Linked DNA regions of Homo sapiens: region 2 is linked to region 1. Evidence: chromatin loops called from intact Hi-C (ENCODE). Cell type or tissue: heart right ventricle. All regions are shown on one strand. Each heading gives the region's core, and the rest is flanking DNA. Links, peaks and the distances in the headings are about the cores only.

The links. Hi-C counts contacts between places; a loop is a spot of excess contacts. Peaks named below come from ENCODE experiments on the same cell type or tissue, not always from the same donor. Only the 100,000 strongest peaks of a DNase experiment are listed, where the experiment ranks them.
Region 2: it touches region 1 in a loop (2.5-fold over the local background); 12 of 110 quality-filtered maps call a loop at or near these places.

What each region holds. Positions count from the first base shown.
Region 1 is chr18:22,461,782-22,472,151 of GRCh38, reverse strand. LOC124904260 (a long non-coding RNA gene) reads left to right here. Exons shown (of 3, transcript XR_007066305.1): 1 at 1-7,289; 2 at 9,229-9,361. Among named protein-coding and RNA genes, the nearest start is that of CTAGE1, 49 kb to the right of the region's middle. RefSeq lists a silencer at 1,252-1,546 and enhancers at 1-2,471, 3,892-4,186, 3,385-4,584. In heart right ventricle, for the core only: no CTCF peak of the experiment used is centred there; a DNase peak (open chromatin) is centred at 5,931; H3K27ac peaks cover 6,213 bases.
Region 2 is chr18:22,382,555-22,392,924 of GRCh38, reverse strand. No RefSeq gene overlaps it. Among named protein-coding and RNA genes, the nearest start is that of CTAGE1, 30 kb to the left of the region's middle. In heart right ventricle, for the core only: no CTCF peak of the experiment used is centred there; a DNase peak (open chromatin) is centred at 5,351; H3K27ac peaks cover 802 bases.

The sequences.
Region 1 (10,370 bases), core at 978-8,977:
AACCATTTTCTGCCATCTGGTTTTTGCAAAAGTCAGGCAGTAAGCTCCTTGGGACAAGGATCTTATCTTGTATAGTTCAACAATGAGCACATGGCTGTGTACACTCCAAAAGCCCTATTAGTACTGAATGCAATCATAAAAATAGCCCAACCGTGGACCTTCGATAACGTCCCTGCCGTCGGCTCAAACCTGAGTCACTGTGTCTGAAGGGCACTGGGTTCCCCAGGCTGATGCCTTATGACTTACAAATAAGCAGCACATCAGCTGATAAAGTGACTGGGCCATTATAAAAATCATACAGTAGTTCCTAGGATGCCAGAAAAACAGCCGTTAAACAACAACTTATTTTTCCCTTGGTGTTTGATTTTGGCAATGTGTTCTTTTCAAATGAGAACTATGCCAAACATCTTGTATGAACCCTTCTAGTCAGCAAGTATGTGAATGACCTCTCTATGGCATGCCAGAAGCAGGGCCAGGAGAGGGGAAAGGAAGAGTTGTGGCTGAAGCATGCTGGGCTCAGAACCCTTGCTCTGCAGGCGGAAGCCACCTCAGAGCAGCATCCAGAAGCTGGGCATGAACGGAACAGCTCACAGTGCACAGCAAGGTGTCACAGCCCTTCTAGGCTCACTTGTACAGGCCCCCTCGTACAGATCTCTGTGATTTTCAGGGTTGGCAGCCACTGATGTTTGCTCCCCGAGGAAAAGTGCACCAACTTTAGGTGAATGCCTCATTGTTTGGGGATCTGGAACTGAATTCTCCTGCAGGACTAGCTATGAAATCACTAGAGGACAACAGGAGAAAGCTCATGTAGTGCAGCTTGTGTTGGTGTGGAAATGGACAGATATGCATGCCATCCTGGGCACATGTGTCCATGCCATGTGGGAATGGTCAGGGGATGAACACAGCAGTCTGGGGCTAGAGGCAGACCTGGCACCAGGATTTCCTGAGGAAGAAGTCCCCCTCCTGAGTACGTAACTTCTTTTCCCAGGCTCTCAGAAGTAGCAACACGCTGATGCCCTGCAGCCTTTCTGGGTAGTAAGCAGGGCACGTGGATGCTGGAAGCTGAGCTCTGTGCTGGGCCAGCCTGAGGGCAGTGAGAGAAAAATCCCTGCAGGAAAGTCATTCCCCAAAACAAGCCCATCCCAGTTCCCAGCCAGCTTCTGGGGCTCCAGCCCTCAGCGCCAACTCCATGTTCATATCTGATGGCAGGGAAATCATCTTTCTTAATTCCCAGGGCAAATTGTTCCTAGGAAAGAGCAGAATCTCAGGAGGAAATCACATCATCCGCGAAGGGAGAGCCAGTTCCTTTGTACTATTTTTCAGGGCTGCCTTTGGAGCCAATAATCTGTCATTCCTTGAATAAACAAGCACCTTATCATATCACAAACATTTATTTAACCCTTTTCTCCTGCACTTTTACCAGCAGGGAGAAGGAAAGCAGTTACCAGGGCAGCCAGAGCCCGTGGCAGAAATGCCAAATTCCCTGAACATTACACTCAATCTGTAAAGTGTCAGCCGGCCCTTTTCTGTGCCTCCATAAAGAACCAGTCACCCAGATTCAAGTATCACATTCCGGCCTCCCACTTCCACATCGTCCCTGCCCCAGCCTCAGCCCCATCTCCATTAATACCCCACGGCCTTTTGCAGACGGGCCCTTAATTCTGTCCAGTGGAGTCTGGGCTAATTTGTTAGTTTTTTTTAGGGGCTGATGGGGGGAATAGAAGGGGGTGGAGGGAAAGGCAAAAGAGTGTTTACATTTCTCCTTTTAATGACAATACACTTGACAGAGCTGTGAGTCCCAGCATTTTGAAATGTGTGTGTGTGTGTGTGTGTGTGTGTGATTTTTTTAAAAAAGGCATATTCTTTGACTCTGACATCACAGGAAAATGGAATGAGCAAAGTATGTAAATTTCTCCAAGCTCTCACAATCTCCATTTTCTCTCGGTGGATGGATTTTGTTTTTCTTTTCTGGTGTTGCTCCCACACAATGGGGCCAAATCTTGTTCAGGACAAAGAAACATATAAATAGAATATGCATGTGGTATGCACGGGAACTCTTGGAGACCAGAGAGAGACTGTTTGGACGGGCGTCTGAGGGCTGCTGGGGGAACCTTGGGGTCTTGGCCTGAAGAGCTTGACAGGCAGTGTCTGTCCCCAAAGTGACAAGTCACAAATTTCAAAATCATTCTTATTCTCTGGGAAACACTAAGAAACCCTGGAATGGGTACAAATTTAAAATGAGAATGTGAAATATCTTTGTGTGAGTGCATCAGATGTAAGATGTCAGTCTGCCTAAGATATTGGATGTGTTTTACAGAGCTGATGGGGTGGGTTTTCTTTTTGATTCACCACGAACAATGCTAAGTCCCGTGCAGCATGTCACCCTCTGCATCTGCATCATCTCAGTGACATCCAGGTACTCGCTGAAGCTTATATCTTTCCTGTATTATGGATTTGCAGTTGTTTCCGTGTCAATCATCCTCCAACCAAACTCTCCCCTCTTAAAAACTGCATACTATAGCTCTAGCCAAAAAGACTTATCAGCGCAAGTTTGAGCAAACTAATGTGTGCAGACCCTGAGTGGTTATTTTTGTTTCCAAGTCTGGACATAGAATCACTTGTTCAATTTCCTGCTGGGTTATATCAAGTGGTTTTAACATGTAAATCTCTGATAAGGAAACTGACTAATTTATGTAGATTACCTATCTGAATTGCTGTCAGGATTGCCTTAATTTTTTCTGCTTCCTTTACTTCTCCACTTTTTTCTCAGTTATCATTATTACCATTACCAGGACTATCAAGTACAACCTTATTCAGTATATGTTTAGAAAATGTTCTTACTAAAACTTAAAAAAAAAAAAAAACAAACCAAAACAAACAAAAACCCTCTGCATTCCTGAAGTGTGTGTGGGAGTTCTGTTGGTTTGGATGTCTGTGCTTTACAACCCGAATTCAAAATATATAGCCTCTCAGACTCCGTCACGTCCTTGACAATCAATCAGAAGATTGTTATTTGTTTTAATAAAAAAATTTTTTAAATGAGAAATGATCTGAACTACTTCCATTTTATTTCTATTCCTTAACCAGCCTCACCCTACTTCAGCTGATGGAGCTTCCCTAATCTCTAAATTGAAATCCTACAAGCTGCTTGAGCACTAGATTCTAGAACCTGCTCTGGCTATAACATGAAGTAAGTTGATCCCTGTGGGATTTTCCATGCAGTAGCTTGATCAAAGCTACTGGTTCCCACCCAAACCTTGCCAAAGGAACACCAAATTGAACCACCATCCACCAAGAAAGCACCGCCATAAGAACCGAAAGTCAGGTGAGTGATCACAGTACCTGTGTTTAACACCATAGCAAGGAAAGAGGCACCGAAGAGAGAAGGAAAGACAGTGTTGAATCGCCGACACCACCCTGCCCCCATCCCCTGGCAGCAGCTGTGTGGCAAGGAGAGAGAATCAAATAATTGTTAATTCTATGCCCAAATACACAGACCGGGGTAGTGTCTTAGTCTGTTCATGCTGCTATAACAAAATACCACAGACTAATTTATAAACAACAGAAATTTGTTTTTCACAGTTCTGGAGGCTGGGAAGTCCAAGATTGAGGTGCTGGCAGATTCTGTGTCTAGTGAGGGCTGCTTTCTGCTTCCAAGATGGCACCTTGTTGGTTCAACTTGTGAAAGAGATGGAAGGGCAAAAGGGACCTAGCTGGTTTTCCCCAGCCCTTTTATAAGGCACTAATCCCATGTATAAGGGCAGAGCCCTCATGGCCTAATCACCTCCTAAAAGCCCCACCTCTTAATGCTGTTGCCTTGGGGATAACGTTTCAATGTTATTTTGTGAATTTTGGAAGGGACACGAACATTCAAGCCATAGTAGGAAGACTGAGTCAACGTAAACCTGTACAGTAATCTCCCTTATCTGCAATTTCACTTTCCAAGGTTTCAGTTATCTTCAGTCATCCATGGTCCAAAAATATTAAATGAAAAATTCCAGAAATAAACAATCCATAAATTTTAAATTGCGTGCCATTCTGAGCAGCATGATGAAATCTCTCGTCATCCTGCCCAGGTCGTGAATCATGCCTTTGTCTAGCATATCCACACTGTAGAAACTCCCCACCCTTAGTCACGTAGTAGTCATCTCAGTTCTCACATGGAAAAAGCATGTATATGTAGGGTCAGTACTACTCGAGGTTTCAGGCATCCACTGGGAGTCTTGGAATGTATCCCACCACTGTAACCAATATCTGATGCTATTCTCACACCAAGCTGGTAAACCTGGCCTAAACAAAGTCCCAAGCTGCCCCCAGACTTGTGAGCTAGGGCTTTTGTCTAGAAACAATCTTTAGTGACCCAAAGTCAAAGCTTAGGTATCCTGTTGACTGGGCACAGCAGTAGAACCCATCGATTCTGGAACATGGACCTCTAACCAGGTAGGGTTCTGCTTCCTTGTTAGGTGCCTTGAGGAATGTGGGGCCAGGAGGGTCCTTCAGGCCTCTCCCTACACCCCAGTCCCACCCCAGCCCCCTCCTGCTGCTCCTGCAACTGCCCTACTCTCTCAGAAGCCTTGTGCTTCAGAAGTGTTTTAAGACAAGAGAGTGTGAGACTAAATGCAAACTGGCTTCAAAAATGACCATTGTTTGTATCCACTGGGAATCCTTCAAGACCTTTCCCTCCCCTCCCTTCTCCCCACGGTGAACTTTAAGCATTTTTATCCATGGAGACTAAAGACAAAGTACTGTGTCTGGCTTCTCTTCTCTTTTCCAGCCAGCCCACTTGCCAGTCTGGCTTCTCTCATCTTTGTTTGGATGCTCTTCTTCATGACTCCTCGCCAATGCACAGATGTAAACTATTGTCTGATTATTAAAAGAAAAACACAAAACACAAAAAAAGCACACATGCCTTCAGTATTAATGACCATAGAGCTGTCTGCATAAGGTGAAGTCTGTGGTCCTGAGCAGACCACAAGCCATCAGCCCCTGCTGCTCCAGGAACTTGTGCTTTTCTCCTAGGTTTTATTAAAAACAAATTTAGGCAAACACAACAGGCTCAGAAAGGAGCACCACTGTGCCCTTGAAACTTTGCTGGGCAGCCTCCAGTGGCAAGCCTTGTCTTTGTCACCTCCTCCCAGTGAAGTTCACTATCTTTTGGCCCCCCTCAGAACTGCTGCCCCATACTGTCCACCTCAGCCTAGTAGCCAGAGACCTCGTGTTTGGTCTTTGCCCTCAACAAGACACTTCTAGCCACACTGAGTCATTGCTAGCTTGTTGGAAAGGTGAGAGCACTGGGTGGAGAGTCAGAGGCTGGCTTCCCTCCTACCCCTGCTGATAGGTTGCATGATCCTGAGCAAGTTTCTTCTCCCTGCTCAGTATTCTTGCCTGCAAACTAAGAGGGCTGGGCTAGACACATTCCTTCCATTTTTCCTTAAGCAAATATTTATTTAGCTCCTGCTCTGTGCAAGACACCGAGGATGGAACTGAAAACAGGACAAACAAGGTCCTTGCCCTCATGTAGTATATGGAACAGCAGGAGAAAGTTAAAAGAAAGTAAAAGAAGACACTCTGAGCATCCTTGTATCTCCAGCAACCTTCAAATGTGTCACTGAGAACAGCCGAATGTGCTGTCGTTCTGATTTATTGGGGATCAAAGTCTTTAACTAAAGATGTGGGATTCTTGTATGGATTTTCACACATCAGCTTCAGGAAATAAGTAATAAGGAGGAGTTCATGACCCTGAAATCCCCCCTCAATGGATACCTGCTACACTTCTCTCCTGAAAGCCAGGTATCTGCAGCTGTCATCCCACTTGCTACTTTAACTGAAGGAATTTTCAGAAGCAGCAGCCAAACATGACACACCAGCAGCCTGTAGCTCCACCCTTCAGTGGAACTGTTATTTTTAGGCCTCTCCTCTCTTGTCACAAGCATCTACATACCTCCCTGGGTGACTCATGTTTGTGGATAGCACCAAGCACACGTGACTTTTTCAATGTGGGGCTGGCTTATTTTGACAAACCCACTCTCCGTTCCATCTCTACTTGCAATACTCAGAATACTGTAGTGTGGGAAAAACTGTGGGACTTCCAGTGCTCCTCAAATGTGTGCCATGCAGCAGGAAAACTACCCCCAGAGAAGCTGGGACAAAGCTGTCCATGAGCCAATGAGTTACTAGTCATAAAGTTGAACATATTGTTTCCATATTGCTTTGCTCCACATTCGTAGCCATATGACTTGACCCCAGAGTTTCAGGTACAGTAAAATGCTCTTATTCATTATGGGGCCATGTTACCATGCATCAAGGTGATATCCTGAAAAATCACACCTCACATGGCTGTTAGACACTTGTGTAAGACGTGGGCTCTCAAAACAGCACATACCGAAATTGGAGTACTTCTAGAAGGTGTTGGGCCTGAATCATCCATTTCTATCAGAATTTTTAGCAATTTTTTGGTCATAGAAAAAAATATTTCTGAGTCTATATTTCAGGCAATATGACAAAAAGGACAAAAACATTGCCATGTGGACCCAGGTCAGTGGCCTATCTGTGTGGTGCCAGGAGGCAGAGAAGATGAAGTTTCCCTTTCAGATTCAGCAAGTGACTCCTTTCGTCATAAATCCATTCGGTGGTGTCATGCCACACCTCTCTCTTATTACCTGTACACCCACTTTTTGTTTGTATATTGGTTTGTTTGTTTTGTTATTTCTGGTCTTCAATGATCTCAGGCTCTTTCTTATCACAAGGTATCCTCAAGGGCTATTACCTCTGCCCAAAATATATTCACCCTGGAATATATTCTTCACCCAGCTAACTCATTCTGGTCTTAGTTTAAAGACCTTTTCTCCAGAAAAGCTGTGTCGACCCCTTTGGGGGAAGGTGGATTTCTCTGTTTTTTCTTTCATAGCATCCTATATCTTTCCACTGTGGCAGTTCTCACAGCAGTATTTAAATGATTATTTGTTAAAATGACTTGCTGAATACATGTCTTTCCCACCAGATTTTAAACTTCATGAAGGCAAGCCTTCTTTATTCACTTCTACTGTTCCAATGTCCAGCACAACACTTTGCACGTAAGAGTATTTTTCTCAAAACCTGTGTCAATTTGATAAGTATCCTTCTTCAAATTTACATAGAAGGAGGACAACTGAAAAGCAATGTGGTCCATTCCCTGTTATATAAACACGTGTGTTGCACTGCAGAAGCAGAAAGAAAGCAGCAAGTGTTTCTGCCCGGAATCACATGAGGCAAGACTCAACAGAAGATGGAACATTTAAGCAGGCCTTGAGGTAAGAATAGTTCAGGTGAAAAGAGTGGAAAAAGGAATTCTGAGGAGATTTGATACAAAAAAAGGCAGAAAGATATGAACATATAGAATGAATTCCAGGGAAGGCACAGCAGTCAACTGTGGTAGAATACAGCATGACTGTAGAGGAATACAGGAAAGGGATCTGGAAAAATGCTGGTGGACTTGTCTTTTATTCTAGAGACTTTCTATTTGAAGCAAACTGAAATCAAACTTCAAATACATGAACATTAAATCATGAGTTTGTGCTCTAGAAAGTTCTCTCTAGTGGCAGAATGACAGATAGATTAGAGTGGGGAGGGGGTGAAAACGATTTGGAAGGTCATTGCAGTGATCCAGGCAAGAGGTGACCTGGCCCTAAACTCAGGCAGGTGGCTGGCATGGCATGAGGGACAGGTGCAAGAGAGAAAGTGGCAGTACAACCTGGAGGGCTTGGTATGTGTTATGGTTTGGCTGTGTCCCCACCCAAATCTCATCTTGAATTGTAGCTCCCGTAATTCCCATGTGTTGTGGGAGGAACCCAGTGGGAGACAATGGAATCATGGGGGCAGTTCCCCCCATACTGTTCTTGTGGTAGTGAATAAGTCTCACGAGACCTGATGGTTTTATAAAGGGAAACACCTTTCACTTGGCTCTCATTGTCCCTTTGTTGGCCACCACGTAAGATGTGCCTTTCACCTTCCGTCATGATTGTGAGGTCTCCCTAGCCACGTGGAACTGTGTGTAAGTTCATTAAACCTATTTTTCTTTATAAATTACTCAGTCTCGGGTATGTCTTTATCAGCAGCATGAAAACGGACTGATACAGCGTGATTAGATATGGGATGTGAGGACAGAAAGTGCGCCAACTATCACTAAGGACCCTGGCATGGGCACTGGCTGACTGACCATGACATTAGCTGTGACAAGGGTATGGGCGGTGTGGGTTGGGGAATCAGGAGTGAGATGAGGGAGGGGAGCTCATTAGGTTTTGAACAAGATGGGCTTGGTGTGTGTCCTTGACATCTTGGTGCAAATGTCAAGAGTAGTGTTTCTCAACCTTCCTTTCATGATCACCCCTTCATAAGGAGCCTTTTAAGAATTTTTTTTCCTAATTGCCCTGCCCCCAGGAGACTCTGACATCACAGATATACCATATGTCTGTTGATATACTATATGTAGTCTGTACTTGTACATTAAAGGAACAGAATTTTTTGCTCCTTCTTCCAAGAACCCATTTTTGCCCCCTGGGGGTTAGTATTACACCCATGAGAAAGCATGGGCAGGGATTGGGAGGTGGGCTGCCACAATCCCAACTGCGAGAATAAGGACGGCTTCATGCAGAGGAAGAGCATTTGCAAGGCACTTTAAAGATTGGGTTAAAAACAGTTTTTAACTGAAAACTAAAATTAGAGATAAAATTCACAGAGAGAGGGTGCTTTGGATTTGGGGATACGGGTGCATTGCAAATGGCATGTGGAGCTACAGGAGCAGGCTACAGCACCAGGAGAGAGGGACTCCAGGAAGAAGACAGAAAAGGAGGGCAGAGCCTGGGGGCCACCAGGAGTGCTGTCAGCAAAGTGGAGACAGGGCATCCCAAGGGGAAGGGGCCCTGGATAGCAGCGTCACACCGTGAGGAGAGAGCCTTGAGAGAGAGAAGGGGTAGCGGTATGGCCACAGGAGAAGAGCTGACAGGATCGGTCACTGCAACAGATCAAAGCTCAGGAATGAGCCTCTGATGGGCTGTTTGAGAAGAAAGAAGGGTGGACCATTTGAGTAGAAGCCTAAATAAAGATGAATGTGCATGTCAGGAGGTTTAAAACACTTGCAAAGATTTTACAGGAACAAAAGGACAGAAATTCAAATCGTGTATGGTATTACAGAACTGTGGTTTTTTAAAGTTCTTTGGATGTTTCTGTACTTTATCTGTCTTTTCGTTTCAGGCCAACAGCTGCCCATTGTCACTGGTTCTACCTTTAGCAGCATCTCTCTCCTCTCCTGATATCCTACAAGCCTGGAAACCTGGGACTGTTCAGAGCCCCGAGAGCTAGAATAAGTGTGCCATGTAATGTGGATGTGAGTAGTAAGACAGAAAAATAAAAAACAAACTGTGGCGGGAGGCTAATAAGACCCCCATAGACAAACGTTTAGGTTGTTTCTAAGCTTTCGCTTTTTACAATGTTGTAATGAATGATTGTGAGCTCATTCCATGTATTTGTGAATATAACTGTAAGATAAATTCCTAGAAGAAAAGGTGCTGGGTCAAAGGGCACGTGATTTAAAATCTTGATCCTAGAAGATAGTGCAAGTTACATTCTCACCAGTGATGCATGAGAGAACACATTTCCTTACATCACAGCCAACACAAGGTACTGTCAAATGTTTTTATCTTTGCCAGTTTGATAATTGAGCAGTAGTACTACATTTTAGTTTAAATTTGCATTTCCCTTTTTATGAATGAAATTGAGTATCTTTTTATATGGTTGGAAGATAGTTTTATTTTATGTTATTTTATTTTGGTGAAATGCTTTAGAGCTTTTGGCCATCTTACATTTGATTAATATTTGCACAGTGATTTGTATAAGTTCTTCACATCTAAAAAGAATTTATCTTTAATCAGTGAATGAGTTGCACATGTTTTTTCCAGTTCATTGCTTTTATTCATGTATAATACTATTATATAACTGTATATTATATAATATTATAATACAAGACACACTTAAAATTTTGGGGGTAGTGAAAGTTATCAATATATTATTTTATGGTTTCTCAGTTTTTTATTATATGTAGAAAAGCCTTTACTATTCTGAATTTATTTTTAAAGTATCTTCTTTTTTTTTCTTCTAGTACTCTTCTGAGGTTTTTTTCTTTCTAAATTTTGGGTTCATTGGAATCTCAGTATATACATATTTTTTCAGAGGTCTATATATTTTAGTGTCCTTTATTGACTTAAGCTGCCTTTTCTCTACTGATTTAAGCTACCAACTTCTGTTATATACTAGTTTACCATATATATTTCTATCTACTTACCCGTATACCAATACCATGAGGTGTTAATTGATACCACTTTACAATGCATTTGACA
Region 2 (10,370 bases), core at 771-8,770, 79 kb after region 1:
ATTATTTCCACTTTACACACAATAAAACTAAAGCATGGGGAGGTTTGGTCATTTGCTCAAGGTGACAAGTAAATGCCAGGGCTGGGGTTCAAACCCAAATCCTTTGTGCTTTTTTTTTTTTTCACTAGCTCATGCAAGTGTGGTTTTGTCATTTATACCACAATTATGATAATAATATTTTTTAAATGATCAACCCACAAGAAACACCTTTGTAGTAAGTATAGACATAGGAAGAGAAAGAACCCCCTTGTTCTCAACATGTGTCTTTTCAATCTCAGAGAAAATAAATGTAAAGCAGTTATGCAATATTTTTTTTTTGAGACAAGGTCTTGCTCTGTCACTTAAGCTGGAGTGCAGTGGCATGATCATGGTTCACTGCAGCCTCAACTTCCTAGGTTCAAGTGATCCTCCCTCCTCAGCCTCTCGAGTAGCTGGGACTATAGGCACATGCCACCACTCTCAGCTATTTTTTTGTATGTTTAGTAGAGACAGAGTTTTGCCATATTGCCGAGGCTAGTCTCAATTACGTGATTTTTTAAAAATCAAAATTAATCTGGTACAGGTTTTGTTTTTAATCCAAGCCATCTCCATTCTTTACTTTGGAATCATAAAGATTAATCATTAAAGCATTTGCTTTCTTAAGTTTCCAAGTTCTCAAGAACAGGTCTGGAATCCAAGACATTTCTGCGTTGGCTCAGCCTCTGGGCTCATTGGCTCCCTTGCAGTTTTGCCACTGGTCACACTGGTGCTTGTACCCAGCATCCCTAGGACTGAAGTGGAGAAATCAAGAGGGACAAGCTCTGGTCCCCACCCAGCCATGGGAGCAGGAACACACAACCTGCTGGTGCTCCAGCTGCCTTGTTTCCTCCTTCATAAAAAGGGAGTTTTATGAGCTCTAACCATGCTAAACTTCTCTAGAGGTCCCTAAAGGGTTTTCCTTTTCCTTATTGCACAAGTAAGATAGGAACAAATTTTTGTTTGAAGCAATACACAAGTATACAGAATAAAGTATGACGAGTCCCCAGGCCATCAACCCACCACCTTTCCCACTTCCTTCAGCAGAGGTTTCTACTGTTGCTAGGGTGATGTGTATCATTCTAGTATTTTCCCATGCAAGGTGTCATGAATGTTTTTGTGGCATGATGACACAGAGCCCTCGGGATTGGCCGGGTTCCAGAGTATGACCAACATGCATATCTTCTCCACATTCAGGGGAAATGGAGCCTGTAGCAAAAGAGAAAGTGAATTACTAATTGGATTTATGGCCATTACTCCCAGAGCAGCCCTCTGCCCTCAGTCATCTCGATAGCAGTTCAGATATAATCTCTCTCTGCAAAAGATCCAGAAGACTCTGTAAGGAGAAAGCTGGTACATCTCCTGTTCACCCAATAAAAAGTCAGATTGTTATTAAACTGTCCTTGAAGCTACTGTGATTTACATTCATGTTAATGGTTCTCTTTGTAGAGCAGTCCCTTTAATGGGGGATGCCCTCCGGTTCCTGTTAGTTGCATTTAAAATAAATATTACACCATCTCCAGCTGTCCAGCTCTCCTTGCATGCTTTGATTTGCCACTGAAAGTATAGAGACCAGATATTTTCCCCTGAGAAATGCTCACACATTCAAGGATCCCAACACATTATTGATGTAGTAAAGAGATAGAGGTAACCCACTTGTCCATCACTGGGAGAATGTGGATGGATATTATGGAATAGGATACAACAATCAGAAGCAATGAACTAGATGGATATAAATAAATGTATGGAGAACTTAAAAGCACTGAGTAAAAAGCAAGAAATAGAATGAAGTGCATAGAACAATGCTATGTATATAATTCACATATGTATACATATGCAAATGTACTCATGCCTATGTAAAATAATGTTATGTACATTTTTCAAGGACATATGTATACCCAAGGACATATACCAAACAGAATAGTGTTATATCTCTGGGGCAGAAAGAAATGAGGATGAAAGAAGAAAGAGAAAAATTATCAACGAACACCGAAGCAGCTCTTACAAGGAATGATGAACTGAAGATGATGCTATGAAAACTTAATGCTTTGTTCCTGAGAGGCAGTGAATAAATACCAAATGAATAAAAGCACAAAGTCACCTTTTACTTTTCTTTCCCTTCAACTTAAATTTCATTACCAATAAGCATTTATAGACCGCTTTCTATCCATGTGACATGATCCCACCTTGAACAAGTCGCTTTACCTCGCTGAGCCTCAGTTCCTTTAATGGTAAAAATAACAAAGGAAAGGAAACATGAACGACATTATTCCCACATCACAATGTTGTAAGTATAATTTCTAAGACTGAAGCAAGGCAACATCTGAGGCCTGGTACACAATGGGCACTGGGCAAGCACACCATTTTATTTTTAAAGTTCTGGGGTACATGTGCAGAATGTGCAGGTTTGTTACATAGGTAAACGTGCGTCATGGTGATTTGCAGCACTTATCAACCCATCACCTAGGTATTAAGCTAAGCATGCATTAGTTATTTATCCTAATGCCCTCCCTCCCTCCACCCCACCCCCTAACAGGCCCCAGTGTGTGTTGTTCCCCTCCCTGTGTCCGTGTGTTCCCATTATTCAGCTTCCACTTATAAGTGAGAACATGCGGTGTTTGGCTTTCTGTTCCTGCATTAGTTTGCTGAGGATAATGGCTTCCTGCTCTATCCACATCCCTGCAGAGGACATGACCTGGTTCCTTTTTATGGCTGCATAGTATTCCATGGTGTATATGTACCACATTTTCTTTATCCAGACTATTATTGATGGGCATTTGGGTTGATTCCATGTCTTTGCTATTGTGAATAGTGCTGCAATGAACATATGCATGCATGTATCTTTGTATTAGAAAGAATTATATTCCTTTGGGTATATACATAGTAATTGAATTGCTGGTATTCAAATGGTATTTCTGGTTCTAAAACTTTGAGGAATTGCCACACCATCTTCCACAATGGTTGAAGTAATCTATATTCCCACCAACAGTGTAAAAGGGTTCCTATTTCTTTGCAACCGAGCCAGCATTGGTTGTTTCATGACCTTTTAATAATCACCATTGTGACTGGTGTCAGATGGTATCTCATTGTGGTTTTGATTTGCATTTCTCTAATGATCAGTGATGGTGAGCTTTATTTAATCTTTGTTGGCAGCATGAATGTTTTCTTTTGAGAAGTGTTTGTTCATGTCCTTTGCCCACTTTTTAATGGGGTTGTTTGGTTTTTTCTTGTAAATTTGTTTAAGTTCCTTGTAGATTCTGGATATTAGACCTCTGTCAGATGGATACATTGCAAACATTTTCTCCCACTCCGTAGGTTGCCTGTTCATTCTGATGATAGTTTCTTTTGCTGAATCACACCATTTTTTCTCACCTATGGAGAATGGGAAAACAATCAGGCCCAAGCAGGGCAAAGTCAATTGCTCCTTGACATTTATTCCTAACTTACCTACAGGGCCACAGGAGGCAAACAACTGTGACTGCCACATGATGTTCAATTATCCTCTGCCCCTGTATGAGAGAGGCGGAGATCTGGCTACAACCATCACCCCATTAATGACCAGCATCAATTTGGCATAACTAACACAGGTGCCCCCTTTCTCTTCCTCCCCTGCAAAGCTGCAAGCTGACTTGCAGGTAACCTACCCAATCTGATGGGCCCATTCTGCAGACTATGAGATAGACTCTTCTAAGATTTGAGGTTCAAGGTCTAACACGTAAAATCAAGGTAGCACTGTCACCCGCAAGGTTCCTGACCACCCCCACACCCAAATTCTCTGTATCCGCCCCAATCCAAAGAATCACTTAAAGCTTTGTTTTATGTGGCTGGAGAGGAAAGGCATGTGCCTCTGCCCTCTCTTTCTTAAACAGTCTATAAAAAGCCTGAGAAAATATTCCTGTTCACAGGCTGAGAAATCCAAGGTTTTCCTTGCAAACAAAAGCCAACAACCATGAAAACAAGCAAAGCAGGAAACTGGACTGGACAAAATGGTGGTCCAATCTCCTTGCTCACTCTGAGCAGATAAAGAGCAAGCTAGGGCTGAGCCTGGCCTCTTCAGAGGAACAAGAGATTCTTGGGCAGCTTCAGGGAAGGAGCACCTGAATGAAGGATGGAAATGAGTGGAGATCTCCCAGGAGGCTGCATCCTGACAATGGCATCATCAGCATAAGCGCAAGAAGCCCATAGAACTCTCTCCAGCCTCAGGGTTGACTTCATGCTAGTAAGTTTTAGGAATTCTCTTGAGTTGCACTTTAAGTCAAATAAAATTGCTATGGAAAAACTGAGAGGACATCAGAGAGCGAGAGAGAGCTCAATCACACTGTTTGATTTTCTTTCCCTCCTTAAAAGGGTAGCAATCCCAGAGTTTCAACGGACCACAAATGGCAAGTCTGCATGAACACAAGGTTGAATTTTTCACTGAAAAAAAGAATGTATCACTGTGGCTGTCTGTAATCAGATGGCCTTCCATGACCAGTTTGACCAGTTAATCCTGTGGTTCAAGCGAAAACCTTTGGTTTTCCATTTTTCATATGTAGTGGACCCAGAAAGCATTAAGAGGAAAGCTGCCAATGGCATTTAAAGTAAACCCAGGGTGAACAACTTCAAAAGAATAATGTATTATTCCTGGGCTCCTTCCCCATGGGCATTTTGCACATACTTCCTGATTTGCACCCAAGTATGCAGATTTCAAAGTCATAATAAAGGTCTCACTTCTCTACTCTTTAAGAAAAATAAAGTCAAGTGCACTGGCCTAGATGAAGTCATTTTAGTTGGTCAATACCCACCTGGCCTGGGCACCAATGTAGTTTGGAACCATTTTTTTTTCTTTTAATTCATCATGTCCTCATGGTAGCCCCGAGCTTTTTTTTGAAAATGGTTAACAGATGATGTGAGGCCTTGCTATTTATACCCTGCCATCCAGAGAGGGAAGCAGAATAGAAGGTGTCAAGTTGAAAGAAACCAACATTTGCCAAGTGCCCATTATGTGCCAAGGAAGGGGGAAGGGAGGCTTTTCTTGAACTAGAAGAAAAGAAACTGGATCTTAGGAGGCCCAGGATAGAACCAACTGGGCTCAGCTTCATCTGCTCATCACCTCCCTACCTACCAGGCCCTTGGGGGAATTTAGAATCAGGGGAAGGATAGAGATCATGGAGTGCTCACCGTTGGCCAAGAGACACACTATTTCAGGGATATACATAATCCCAACATGCAAAAATGTCAAGAGGAAGAAATTGGAAGGATGAAGCCATTGAAGAATCCATTAGCAAGGGTCTGTAGAGCCTGGAAAGCACAAGGTTGTATAAATATGAAACTCACGAGGCAACACGGAGGAGCAACGAGGTGGCTGGGCAAGCTGCCATATCCCAGCACCTGTTACTCCAGCAGAGACACAGGAAAGACACAGCCAGAGAATTCCATCACACAAGAGTTTATTAATTAATTCATTCATTCATTAAATGTTTTTTGAGCATTTACTATGTCTTGGTCACCGTGCAAAGGTACAAAAGATATTTAAGATATAGTCCTTGCCCTTAAATGAGTTCATATTCTGATGGGGAACCGCCTATTTTAAAAGATAAAATGCAGTGCCAGCCAGGCGCGGTGGCTCACGCCTGTAATCCCAGCACTTTGGGAGGCCGAGATGGGTGGATCACGAGGTCAGGAGATCGAGACCATCCTGACTAACACGGTGAAACTTCGTCTCTACTAAAAAATACAAAAAATTATCCGGGCATGGTGGCGGGCGCCTGTAGTCCCAGCTACTCGGGAGGCTGAGACAGGAGAATGGCGTAAACCCGGGAGGCAGAGCTTGCAGTGAGCCGAGTTTGCGCCACTGCACTCCAGCCTGGGCGACAGGGCGAGACTCCATCTCAGAAAAACAAAACAAAACAAAACAACAACAACAACAAAACGCAGTGCCAGGTGCTCATGTCTGTAATCTTAGCACTTTGGGAGGCTAAGGAGGGAGTATCACTCGAAGCCAGAAGTCTGAGAGTGACTTGGACAACATAGTGAGATCCTGTCTCTACCAAAAAGAAAAAAACATTAGCCGAGTGTTGTGGTGTGCATCTGTAGTCCCAGCTGCTCGGGAGGCTGAGGTGGGAGGATTGTTTGAGCCTGGGAGTTTGAGGCTGCAGTCAACTATGATCATGCCACTACACTCTAGCCTGGAAGTCAGAGTAAGATCCTGTCTCTAAAAACAAAACAAAACAAAATAAAAACTAATTGCAAAAATAGAGTATTGCAATGTGTATTGAGGGTATAATCAGAGGCAGCAAAGCCAGGAAACTCTTCAAGTAGAATCCTTAGGAGTTTTTCTAAACGCAGCTCTGATTTTCTTAGAATTTAGACATCTTACTTCCTGCTTCTGGAATTATAGTGCCTGTTACCTTAGATTGTTAAATTGCTGAGAGTGTGAAGATTTTTCTGCATCTTCATGGGTATCTGCAACATGAAAATAAAAGGATTAAAAATATCTTCAGAAACAATAAACAAGCTAGAAAGCCAAATGATCTTTGGAAAGAAAAGTTGAGAGTCCCTTATTAGACATTAAAACCTCCTACAATGTTAATTAAAACGTGGTATCAATTGAGCAATGGATAGAAAATTCAGTGCACAATATATAGCATGCCCAAAAACATTCACAAATACATGCAGTAGTTTAGTATATGGAAAAGTTTCCAACTCAAATTAGTAATGAAAGTCTGGGTTATTCAATAAATAGCGGTAAGTACCATTTGCAAAGATATCCATTTTATAATATAATGACACATCTTTCCCATCTATATCAAAATTAATTCCAGATGGACCAATAATTTAAATGTTTGTAAAATAAATCTTCAAGTTGCTAAAGTAAAATACGGGTGATGATTTATGAAACCCGAGCACAGAAGGATTTCCTAAGAATGACTAAGAATTAATCAGCATTAGAGGATAATGCTGATAGATTTTACTCCGTGTAAAGAAAGAATGTATGGTGTCACTTCCTCCCATTGACTTGAGGCAAAGGGTGAGAAAATGTCAGGGAGACACTCTGAGCAGACACGTTGACACTGGGGGAGGGTGGGTTTGCTGTCTTCATTTTCCAACAATAATCATGTATTATTGTGTAATACATAAAAGCATGTTATTTTTTACAGTAAATATCTGAGAACTCAATTTTCTTTTTCTTTTTTTCTTTTTCTTTTTTTTTTTTTGAGATGGAGTCTTGCTCTGTTGCCCAGGCTGAAGTGCAGTGATGTGATCTCTGCTCACTGCAACCTCTGGCTCCCAGGTTCAAGCGATTCTCCTGCCTCAGCCTCCTGAGTAGCTGGGATTACAGGCACCCACCACCATGCCCAGCTAATTTTTTTTTTTTTTTTTTGTATTTTAGTGGAGATGGGGTTTTTCCTTGTTGGCCAGGCTGGTCTCAAACTCCTGACCTCAGGTGATCCACCCGCCTTGGCCTCTCAAAGTGCTAGGATTACAGGCGTGAGCCACCAAGCCTGGCCTGAGAACTCAATTTTCGAAGTATTTTTCCCTTGACTCATCTAAAAAACAAACAAAAACTAAAGTTGATATGTTCCCAGTTAATTATACTCTTTTTAAAAAATTCATTTGTTTATTTATTTAGAGATGGAGTTTTGCTCTTGTTGCCCAGGCTGGAGTGCAGTGGCGCAATCTTGGCTCACTGCAACCTCTACCTCCCAAGTTCAAGCGATGCTCCTCCCTCAGCTTCCCAAGTGCTGGGATTACAGTTGCCTGCCACCATGCCCAGCTAATTTTTTTGTTTTTTTAGTAGAGACGGGATTTCACCATATTGGCCAGGCTGGTCTCGAACTCCTGATCTCAGGCGATCCACCCGCCTTGGCCTCCCAAAGTGCTGGGATTACAGGCGTGAGCCACTGCACCCAGCCAATTATACTCTTTTGCATACATTAGGGTGCAATTTTTCAAAGTAACCCAATGAGGTAAATGATTTCATTTTATCTCTACCTTTGGTTAATGAAGATATTAGGACTCAGTAGTGTAGAGAGTTGTCCAACATCACACAGCTAACAAGAAGCAGTACTGTACAGCATCCCCAGGCTTCCTGCTTCATGAGCTATGCTATGCCCCTACCGCCACCGCTGCTACTACTGCACAAACAATTTCTTCTTGCAGAGCTACCTTTAAAAAAAAACAAAAAACAAACAAACAAAAACCAGTCCTTTCAAAAATCATATTTTCAAAAATGCTATTTTAATAGTATTCTTTCTATATATCCATATGCTCAGGCAAAATGTACTACTTCTATCAGTCTTATCCCCAACTTTTCCTAAATGATATGCAAAAAAAACACATACCCTTGAATAAATAATAATTTAAAGGGATAGGTCATTCAAATTCATACATGGAAAATTGTGCATTTCTGTAAGAAGTTACAAAGTCTAGAGCCATAACTCTGTATGCTAAAATACATATATATATAAATATATATTAATCAAAGCACTTAATCTCTCAATTCAATATATCTGCTGTTCCATTTATTTTTCCAAGAACCTGTGGGTGGAAATTAGCTTCACATTTATATAACTAAAGGACCATGTGTTGGCTTTGCCAAATCTAAAGAACACAAGCTCTTAGGAGCTACATGAGAACCAGGAAAATGTCAGTTTTTCTTTTCTTTTTTTTTTTTGGACGGAGCTTGCTCTATTGCCCAAGCTGGAGTGCAATGGCACAATCTCGGCTCACTGCAACCTCTACCTCCCAGGTTCAAGTGATTCTTCTGCCTCAGCCTCCCTAAAAGCTGGGATTATAGGCGTAAGCCACCATGCCCAGCTAATTTTTTGTATTTTTAGTAGAGATGGGGTTTCACCATGTTGGCCAGGCTGATCTCAAACTCCTGGCCTCAAGTGCCAGGACTCTCTATCTGCCCATCTCAGCCTCCCAAAGTGCTGAGATTATAGGCGTGAGCCACTGCACCTGGTCCCTTGTTAGTTTTAAGTTACCGTTCTATCCTGAGCCTTTAGCATGGAAGGGACTCAACAAATATGAATGAAGATCTGGTTCAGAGGGAGACAGGCCTCCTGTCCTTAGGAAGCCAAAATGTGCTTACAACTTTTATTTGGCATTATTTTCAGAAAGGGACCCTCTTCATATTACAGTGGCTAAAAATAGAAAACTACCTAAATGTTAAGTCACAGGAGATTCATTAAATATATTACAGTCTAGACATGTTCTACAATTAAAATAACATTACAGAAGTCAAGTTGATGTATCACTTAGAATGTTTTCAGTTTCAAGTAACATAAAACCCTCACTGAAATTGATTTTAAAATAAGGACTTTTATTATTGCACATATCAGGAAGTCCAGAGATAGAAGATTCAGGGTTGCTTGATTCCAAGTCTCAATAATGTCATCAAGGGCCAGGTTCTTTCCATCACCCTTGCTCCGCCACCCTCATGGGTCATATTTGTCCTCATGTGTATCTTTTTCTCAGTTTCAGGATGGCTACAAAGCTCCAGGCACCACATCCAACAAATGCAATGTCCAGAGGCCTCAAGGACTTTTTCTTCGGGTCTCTTGTCTAGGATCAGGGAAGCTTTTCTCAGAAGCCCCAGCAGACCTCTCATTATCTCTCAAAAGAGCCATGTGCCCACCCCTAAGCTACTCACTGGAAAGAACAGCAGATGACAATTATTGCTGTAGACTAATTAGGATGAACCCCTATGATCATGGATGCAGTCACCCTCATCTGATGAGGAGGAGGAAGCCTCTGAACTAAAGTGATGAAGAGGTATCAGATGTATCCATGAGGATAGACTAGGCTATGCAGTAACAAACCACCCCGAGGTTCCAATGGTTTAAAATTACCGAAGTTGGGGCTGGGTGCAGTGCTCATGCCTGTAATCCTAGCACTTTGGGAGGCTGAGACAGGAGATCCTTTGAGCTCAGGAGTTTGAGACCAGCCTGGGCAACATAATCAGACCTCGTTTCTACAAAAAAAATAAACAAAATTAGCCAGGTGTGGTGGTGCGCACCTATGTTCTCAGCTACTTAGGTGGCTGAGGTGGACAGATCACTAAAGCCCAGCAGGTCAAGGCTACAGTGAGCTGTGATCACACACTTGCACCCCAGCCGGTCAAGGCTACAGTGAGCTGTGATCACACACTTGCACCCCAGCCTGGGCAACAGCAAGACCCTGTCTCAAAAAACATATATAAATAATAAAATAAATAAAATAACAAAAGTCTACTTCTCATGTCACGTGTACATCATATCAATAAGGTCCTCTTTTCACTGTGGTCTCTCAAATACCCAGGCTGATGGAGGAGTTCCACCTCAAACGTTGATAATCACCTTACTGTAAGGAAATAGAGAGCCCTGAAAGGG